Linked DNA regions of Homo sapiens: region 1 is linked to region 2. The links are chromatin contacts, found by Hi-C in ENCODE. All regions are on one chromosome and are shown on one strand. Each heading gives the region's core, a stretch centred on a gene start or an enhancer-like site at or near the end of the contact. The rest is flanking DNA. Distances are from core to core; before and after follow the strand shown. Region 1 holds the start of SGPP2 (sphingosine-1-phosphate phosphatase 2). Region 2 overlaps EPHA4 (EPH receptor A4).

Evidence for each region. Hi-C counts contacts between places; a loop is a spot of excess contacts on that map. Pooled maps may share reads with other maps.
Region 1: a loop to region 2 is called in a map of CD4-positive, alpha-beta memory T cell, with 14 times the contacts of the local background. The contact joins the promoter of SGPP2 here to the enhancer-like site in region 2. A Hi-C loop is called at or near these places in 1 of 168 maps with a recorded cell type or tissue (CD4-positive, alpha-beta memory T cell), 3 of 37 single-sample maps with no recorded cell type and 12 of 50 pooled maps.

The regions. Positions count from the first base shown.
Region 1 is chr2:222,421,608-222,426,177 of GRCh38, reverse strand. It overlaps SGPP2 (sphingosine-1-phosphate phosphatase 2), which reads right to left and starts at 1,635. Exons shown (of 5, transcript NM_152386.4): 1 at 1,357-1,635. The coding sequence starts at 1,575. RefSeq lists enhancers at 642-701, 752-901, 2,092-2,391 and silencers at 1,202-1,251, 1,262-1,491, 1,582-1,931.
Region 2 is chr2:221,516,187-221,520,944 of GRCh38, reverse strand. The region is part of intron 3 of EPHA4 (EPH receptor A4); the gene reads left to right. Among named protein-coding and RNA genes, the nearest start is that of EPHA4, 54 kb to the left of the region's middle. RefSeq lists enhancers at 2,605-3,104, 2,962-3,256, 3,105-3,606, 2,580-3,779. Within about 2 kb of position 3,069, at least 22 of the 41 ENCODE cell types and tissues checked have a DNase peak (open chromatin) inside an H3K27ac peak, as active enhancers do.

The DNA of each region.
Region 1 (4,570 bases), core at 386-2,885, 910 kb before region 2:
AGTGCAGTGGCGTGATCTTGGCTCACTGCAACCTCCGCCTCAAGCTATTCTCCTGTCTTAGCCTCCGGAGTAGCTGGAACTACAGGCCGCACCACCACGCCCAGCTGATTTCTTATCCCCCCTACTCTGCCCCGTTTTTAAGACAAGGCAAGAGAAAAAAGAGGGGTTCTCATACTCATCTATAGGTTACCGGAATGTCACATGGGATAAAGAAGGAACAATAAAGAGGAAAAAATACAGAGGAGGATTTCTCTGGAGTAGAACACACAACCACCCTCACCCTCCCAAACAAATTCTGTAATCCAATGCCTATAATATTCCATTCCACACAGAAGCCAGGTTCTTCGTAATTCCTCAGTTACTACATCTAGAAATTTACACGTAAGTAAAGGCCACCTTTCTTTCACCAAAACCTTCTAGGAAGAACAAAATGTGGCTGTGTACAAGGAATTCGAATTATTAATACGTTTATTTCTGTTCTCCTGCGCCACACTTTTGACTTTGCCGAGGGAAAAGGCAGGTGCTGCCAGTGCTCCCGGTAGACATGCGTCCCCAGAAGCCAAGTGCAGCCCGTCTGGTCCCTGCTGCCTAAAGTCCCTGTGCACTGCGACGACGACGCACGCTGGTTCCCCCCAAGCCGCAGTGGGTTGTATAACCACGCTTTGAACACCTAGCGGGAGCGTAGCGAGCTTCCCTCCCAGAAGCATCTGTTAGAAGTCACTGGTGTCGGTCCATAAAAGACCCACCAGGCAGGAGGGACCCCCAGACTCTGGGGGAGGGCAAGCGAGAGTTGCTGTTAAGACATCATCGCCGGGGGTAGTGCAGGGAGGTTGTAAATCTCTCTAGGAGCTGTGTGAGCCCCAAGTTCTGTGCCCAGAGCTGGCGGTGCAGCGCGGTGAGGAGCGCGCTGAGCCCGGCTGCACCCGCATTTGTGCGCATCAGGGAAGGGGGATGGGCGGAAATGCAAGAATACGGGGGTGGGGGGGAGTCTAAGAACGTCTCCCCGGGGAAGTGCCAAGGACATCCCCGCTCCTCCGTTCCATTACGTAACTCTTACATATTTGCTGGCATCTACGTGAATTTAACTACTTTTGAAAGTGGGAAGTCTCTAAATGGACTGCATTGAAAGCGTCTGGGGATATCTCAATAGACCCGGTTGCCCCTGGCAGCGTTGGAGGGTGGCATCCTGGTTACTGGAAGGCCAGGCCTCCCCGTCCGCTCGCAGCGGCGGGAGCCGGGTCACTGCCGGGGACGGCGCCCTCTCGGCCCGGCCGGCCCCGCGTGGCGGAGTCGCAGGGACCCGCACGTCCGCAGCCGCCCCCTCCCCGTACCCGGCGAACACCTGCCCATGGTTACCTCCGGCGCCGCGGCTCTGCGCAGCCCGTTGGCCGGAGCCTCGCCGCCCTTGCCGTTGGCTGCGGGGAGATGCTCGACCCCGGGGACCCGCGCCGCGCGCTCCGTGGGGTCCGCGCCGTTCTCCCGGGGGCCTTCATCCGGAGCGGGGAAGAGCCCGCAGCGGCGCTGGAAGCGGGCGACGAGCTGGGAATCCTGCAGGCTCCGCAGCAGCTCGGCCATGGTGTGCCCGGGGCCGCGCTCCGCCGCCGCTGCCACGCCGGGCCGGTGCCCTCCGCTGGCACCGCCACTCCCGCCTCGCCCCCGCCGATCCCGCACTCCGGGCGGAGGCCGGGCGGGCGGGGCCCCGGGCCCAGCCAACAGGTGCGCCGCCCGGGTCCTAGCGCCCGCCCAGGTGTCTGCCTCCACCTTGCGCAACGCGTCCCCCTTTCTCTCCGTCCCGGAGGGCTTGGGCGGCCCCGGGCGGCCACGGGGGCAGGACCGCCTGTAACTGGACGGAGGAGTGCCGATCTCCGAACTGCGCCTCTCTTCTCCCGGCGCCCCCAACCCCCCACCCCACCTTCTTCCCCCGGCAGACGTAACACTAATGGGAGCGGCCGAGCGCGCGTGCACCTGCGGCCGCTCCCATTAGCCCATCCTTTTGGGCTCAGGCTGATCCCACAGTGACCTTCCTTGCAACTCTGAGCCCAAGGTGAAGTCGGATTTCCTCCCACGCCAGCTCCCCACAGCCAGCCACGTACTCTCACCTTCCTGCAAGACTAGTTCCCAGTAAATACAGCGAGCCCCCCAGGGAGAATTCCCAAGTTCTTTCCAAACTGCGTGATGCAACGTCTCCCTAGAGGTCCGAACACCCTTGAGCTTGCTCAAGTACCCAGGAGGTTCAAAGTGGGCCCTGAGTCATCTTCCGCGTCGCTGCCCCTGCCCTTCTGATTTGGCAACTGGGGAACATTTTCAGGTGGGTGGGAAGGAAAGTCCCTTCTGGGTTTTCCGCATTGAGAACAAAGATGCTTACCGCTTTCTCCTACTTCTTTCTTTCCGCTCTGCCTCTCTTTAAGCAATGACACTGGGAAAACCCCACCAGACCATTTAGGGAGTTTAAACGAGAAGAGAACAAAGTGCTGGAGGACTGGGGACAGGATTAGGTATCTCATTGCACCTGCACCTGCTTTAGAGCACTCAGCAGAAGATAGCAAAGGAAACATCCTGCAGGCCGGCCTTGGTTTTCCCTCCTCCCTCCTACATTTCCCTCCTGGGCTCAGAGATCCCTTGGGAGGCAACAATCAAATTAGGCCCAGGTGATCAGTCTGCAACAAAAGTGCAATTCAACCCCGTCTTTCGTTTGCAGCAGAAACCTGCATGTTTCCTGATTGTCCATGCAAAGCCTACTAAGAATTTGGTTGCACAAATGATTAATGAACACCTGTCAATGCCTTATTTATTCAGTTGTCCTTTTAGGCCTGAATGTCTTTGGGATGTGACTTTCCAGGATGATGTAGTCCCCTTCATGCCCTAGTTTCTACTTTTCTTGCTTCTCAGTCCTGTCTGGAGAGCAAAGTCAAGGGGACTGAGAGAATGCTGAAGCTCTTAAGGGAAACCATTTTCCTCTTACAGAAGACACGCAGAGTTATTGTCATGTCTGGCGGGATCACACACAGAAATGTCCGGCCCAGGAGGTGGAAGCATCTCTCCACAATGCTTCTGGCTGTCATTTACAGGTGTGAGGCAAAACCCTGTGGTTTGGTTTTAGAAGCTGGAGCTGTGATCGTTGGGGACCTGTTCTGCTTATGTGTTAAAGAAATATGTTTTCCTGTGAAGGCACTTGCATCATGTGTCTCCCGAATTTAGTGCTTCGATTTTTCTTTCTACCAGTTAGGAAAAATAGGCAAAGCAAAACATGGCACACGCAGCATTAAGTTAATTGCCAAAGAATTGTATTTGTAGACAGAGCATTTTATCTCCATGGAGGATCAGTTACTGATTCCAGCTTCTAGTGGCTCACCAAGTCACCTGATGTAAGTCACCATATGTCGCAGTTTATCCCTGTAATGAAATGATAATCCTCACTTCTTGTCTTTCTTATAAGGCTCTTGTAAAAATAACCTTGAGACAAGCTCTATAAGGCCTAGTGAGATCATGATAAGAAGGTGTATTGTGCTGGAGTCATTCAATCTAGGAAGGAATCCTCAAGAGAATTTGGCTCTGAACATCTTGAGTAGGACATCTTGAGCCTCCTGGGCAGTGGTAAAGTCCATTTCCCCAGAACCTTTTTTTTCTAAGGCCCAGTCTGATTATTCTGAACATGAATTTCCCAACCAACCTAACAAAAATCAACATCTTTGAGAAGTGGTAGGACTGAAAGACTGCTGTAATGGTGCAGAGATATCAAATAGTAGCTTGCAGTCATGCAAAAAATTTTTTTTTCTTGATACCAGAGAAACACCCTGTAGTTCTTTGATCACTGAACACTAGTCATACCTGTGGGAAATACATTTCACATCCCGCCCCCCGACCTTTTTTTTTTTTTTTTTTTTTTTTTTTTGCCAGGGCAGAAATCCAGTTATTTGTACTTTGCTCACTTGTATATATGTAACAATTACAAAATGACATATTTAAAAGGAATCAATGATGGATATATTAATACTAGTTCGGATAAAGGTTAAGCTACTATAACAAAGAGACCCCAAAATAGAGTGGCTTAAGGAACACAGACATGTATTTCTCTTTCATAGAATGGTTCTAAGGCAAGCAGTTGAGGTTAGTAGGAAGCTCTGCTCCATGGCCCTACTCCATGACTCTGGTTCTTTTCATCTTATTGCTCCACCATGCCCTGAAACTGAGCCTTAGGTCATCGTCCTCTTTTGCATGGTTGAATCTGGGTTAGGGCTGAACATCTGAAGTTCAGCTCCTGAAAGGGTGAAGAGAGAGAGTGTTCTGAGCAGCAATGTCTTATTAAGCAAGTGAGGCAGAAGTTCACACATCACTTTCACTAACATTCCATCAGTGAGAAACAATTGGAAATGTTATCTCTAGCAGGGCAACCTTATGTCAAGCTTAAGCTATATTCCTGTGGAAGAAGTGGAGGACAGAATTTTTTTGTGGGCAACCAGCAGTCTCCACCAGTATTAGGAAACTAATGTTGGTTAAAATGTTGTACAGTAAAAATCCATGTTATAATTCAGCCATAATCTACACATTTTATCTAGGCAGCTTGTCATTC
Region 2 (4,758 bases), core at 1,820-4,319:
ACAAAATGCAAATATATTTTAAAGACTTATTGAATGTGTAGTAGCCTTTTGTCATTCTATACTTTTTCTAAAAATTCATGCTAAAAGTGCAACTGGCAGAGGAGTTTCATGAAACTCTTACGATGTTACCTTATGAAATATGAATTTCAAGAATGATTGATGATTTTCATTTGTTCAGCGTCACCAGCTCATAGAAAACAAAATCAGAGATTACATGAATTTTCAAAAATAGGATGTGGGGGAAGAGAAAGTAAAATTGAAAGTCTCTAAACACTTGGCTACTCAGTTTAAAACTTCTGCTTCCTAAAGATACATCTATTATATTTAAGATAAGATAATAGGCACTGTCTGTGTTTCTCTCTCTCTCTCTCTCCCCCCTCTTGCTCTCTCTCTCTCTCTCTGTGTGTGTGTGTGTGTGTGTGTGTGTGTGTGTGTGTGGTTAGAGGAAATAAGTCTTACACTCTGGGTCTACCAGTTGCCTACTGGATAATAAAGTAAATAAATATATGTTCAAAGACACATATATGTGTTTGTATACAGAAGTGCTGTGTATACAGAAAACATTTGAATTCTGATTCCCCAGTGTAGCAATGCTTGATAGAAAAGGTACTGGCTGATTTTAGGCTGTGAAGAGAAGATAAAATTTCATTATTTGTAGGTGATGGGAAGTGTTTAAAGAACAATCCAAGTGAGAACAACTGGTACTCTGTCTGGTTTGATTGAAGTGCAGGATGTTTGAGGGACAAATTGGGGCTGGCTATGAGAGGCTTTGAGCTTCTCTGTTCTTCTGGTTGAATCCTGTGGTATATACAGTGGGGATCATTGAGAGATTTTCAATACAGGAATGACATGATCAGCATGAACATCATACTTTTTAAAAATTACACAAAATGGGTGTTTAAAAGTTAATTTTAAATTTTGATAATGGTCAGTAAACGAAATGGGAGAGGAAGCAAAAGAGAAAAGAAGAGACACCGAGAAACTACAGAGGAAATAAAGAGGTCTCAGTCCAGAGGGAGAGAAAGGGCGAGGCTAGGACTCTAGGTTGCATTGGAGGTAAACTGCTTTTGTTTATTTGGGCTGTGAGTATAGAATGCTTCTTTGCCTTGCATTTGAAAGGCTGATTTGGTTATTCTACCACTATGTACAGGCCTTTTTAATGTTCTTTGTTTCTAAACCCTGAGTAGCTCCCTTGCTAGGGGATAGTAACTTGTAGGGCTGACTTTGAGTGGCAGAGGCAGAAACATTAATATCATCCATGAGCAGAGTCTCCCAGGTAGCATGTCCTTACATTAGGTTGGTTGTTGCAAAGGTAATTGCGGTTTTTGCCATTGAAAGTAATGGCAAAGATCGCAATGACTTTTGTACCAACCTAATAACTGGAGCAGAGGAAAAGAAGTTCTGTTGGATTCGTCTGAAGAGCTGAAGGAAAGGAACTGGGTTTTCTCACTGTTAATTGCCCCTTTCTCATCTCAACCTGGCTCCTTTCCTCAGATTCTTGCTTTGGAATCACCATCTGTTTTCCACTCCACAGAGCTTTGGGAGGAATGTCAGCTCTGTTGTCTCCGACTTAAGGTCCAAATGCCCCTTTTCAGAAACTGTCCATCATTTAAAGTTCGACGAGAAAACTTGGACTTGCTTTGTGGCCATAAGACCCTATATTTTCAGATTTCCTATAGACGATGTTTTGTTATATCCTGCTTTAAAAAAAAAGTGTTTAAAACTACATTTATAGCCACCCTAGCTGTTGCACTGCACTGTTTTTTGGTTAAAACATGCACCTGCTTTGTTAGTAAAGGAACCTTTGCCAAGTGAATTGTATGTGGGAGGGTGTGACTAACTCTGCAAAGGGACTTATCTCTTATCCTATCTGCCTGAGCTCCCAAGGCTGCCTTTGATAAGATTTATTTCTTCTTGCACCAGCCCCACCCCTCCAACCTTTACTGCTATCTTTCCTCTGAAAATTATTCATATCTAAATATTTTAACTTTTCAAAACTACTCTGCTCTCTGGTTTCATATTTTGTTGAGTGATCTAACCCTTCCTCTGGGAGACAAGTGCTCCCAAGCAAGAGAGCATTACAATTCTGCCTCCCCTGCTCCTCCCACCTTTTAAGTATTATCAGCAGACCTGCTTGCTTACCCGTGTTAGGATTGTGCTGTTTCCTTTTTGGCAAGCTTCAGCCAAGCCCATAATGTTGCAAGGCTGTTTGAAGGGAAATGTAAGTCACAATGGCAAGAAACATAGAAACAGAAAACATAGGAACAGAAAAAGAAAAGTAAATCTGAAATGATCTTCGTACAGCTTGGTTCACAGCAAGGAGTGGTCTGAGTTGCTTTCTGTGTCTAGACATTTAGATGCTAAAGGCAACTGTGTCATCATTCATTCATTCATTCGTATACTTAGTCTACATATTTGTGGTGAGTAGCCATCGTTACAGGTTACAGGTTACCAAATGTTAGAGATGTAATAGTAAACAGGATGGGCGTATTTGCAGCTGCTATGGATCTGAGAGTGTGTTCTGCAAAGGGTGATAGACATGAAACCTCAAAACACACAGTTCATGACTGGATTACAGTTGTGCAGCAGGAGCGGGTAAAGAGCGGGGTCTAGGGAAGAGAGATTTCCTAACCTAGACTACAGGCATCAGGAGAGGATTCTTGTTTCTTACAAGCTGGAGGTGAGGACCATTTTGCATTGGAGGATAAGGACTGAGCTCTTAACCACAGAAGCCATGGAGTGGGGAGGGGGAAGCATGAACAGTTTCAGATCTGAATAAATCCACTCAATTTCTCAGTTTTCCTGAAAACCAGCTACCTATTTTCTGCCTCCCAATTAGATGAAATTCTGTTCTGGGAGGAAACAGGAAAGTAAAGACCTCAGTTGTAAAACAACACTGCGCTGCCCACACCAGCAGCTACCTAATGTCAACCTGAAACCTCATAACTCACTTACTTCAATGGCTGTTGACAAACTCTTGTCAGCTGCACCCTTAGTTCCGGTTTGAATCACGCTCAGGAAGCTGGCCCCTCGGCTGGCTTCCTCAAGTTAGTGGGTGCTGTCATGCAGCTGCTATCAAGGTGTGGCCCACTTGCAAGTGGTCAGGACCCAGGGCCTGGTGGCCAAGCCTCATCAAAGCTGTTGTGATAGCACATGCGGGTGGCATTCTTGAGCTGGGAAGTGGTGTCCCAGTCTGCTTAAGTAGATGCAGACATGACTCATTTGGAAGGATACAGCCAAGGGGAAAATCAAAATTTGCTTTGTATGTCACTTGTTTGGAATCTTAAGTCCACTTAAAAAAAAAAAATGCCCTGCAACTGTGAGGAAGAGCAGAGTTAGTCCTTTATGTCACTTACTTGGAACTCTCGACTCCCGGCTCGCCCTCCTCCACCCTGGTCCAGGTGGCCATGCCCTCTCTGCTGGATCTCAAGGGCCTCCTTACAGGTCCCCTGCTTCTAATCATACTTCCTGTCATCCACGTTCTACCAGCAGCCAAATGAATCTTTTGACAATTTGTATCAAATCATATTGCCAGACTGAGAATAAAAACTAAACTCCTCACTGAGTTAAGGGCCTGTGGGCTCAGGATGACCACTCTGATCTCAATCTTGGCATGCCTCTTGCAACATTTCCTAGCATCAGTAATCTTCTGTCTGTCTAATACATGCCTACTGTAGGCCTTCTGCAACTTTCTCTTCTTCCTGGCATGCTTTCCCATGTAATGTTCACAATTGCTGGCCCTTTATTAATTGAGATCCCCTATGAACCACCTTCCCAGCCCCATCCTCAGTCTCTCATATTACCAGGTTTATTCTCCTGTACAGTTCTATCCCTGCCAGTAGAATATGTGCTCTGTGGAAACACAGGCCGTGCCAGTCATCCCTTCCCTATGTCAGGCACACGTAGGAGCGCTCAGCAATACATGTGGATGAATGAACCTTCACACCATAGAGCAAAGACATTTGTTTCCCTCTTTTTTCTGATCTGATTTTTAATAAGTGACAAAAAGAGCACAGGAGTGCTTGGGAATCTCTGCTAAGACAGGTAAGAGAAATTTCAATAAACAGTTTGGAGGGGTGGATTTATTTGGGGAAAAAAAAGGACCTTGCTCACAGTCCTAGGGCTGAGAAAGTGTTGGAGCTCAGTTCCTGAGCTCCATAAATGAGTCTGCACCAGTCCTGGAAGGAAAGATAAACGTGCTGGACTAATGTGCTCAATGGCATTTGAACTGAATTGTAAGTGACTTTGGGGTTTATCAGAGCATCCTAGGTTATTTGAGAATCACTGAATCTAGGTCGGGCATGGTGGCTCACCCCTGTGATCCCAGCACTTTGGGCCGAGGCGGGCCGATCACCTGAGGTCAGGAGTTCAAGACCAGCCTGACCAACATGGTAAAACCCCATTTCTACTAAAAATACAAATATTAACCAGGGGTCGCGGCGGACGCCTCTAATCCCAGCTACTTGGGAGGCAGAGGCAAGAGAATCACTTGAACCTGAGAGGCGGAGGTTGCAGTGAGCCGAGATCGTGCCTCTGCACTCCAGCCTACAGGACAGAGCAAGACTGCGTCTCAAAAAAAAAAAAAAAAAAAATCATTGAATCTATCAGATCATGGGAACCGTATAGACTTGGAATTTTTGAGGATTAAAAAGAGATATTTTAAATTATTTAGTCTGGTACTCTTAGAGGAAACTGACCCCTAGAAACCTTAAATTGTTAAATGTTAGGAATGGAATCCAGGTCCCCTTTTCACAGAGC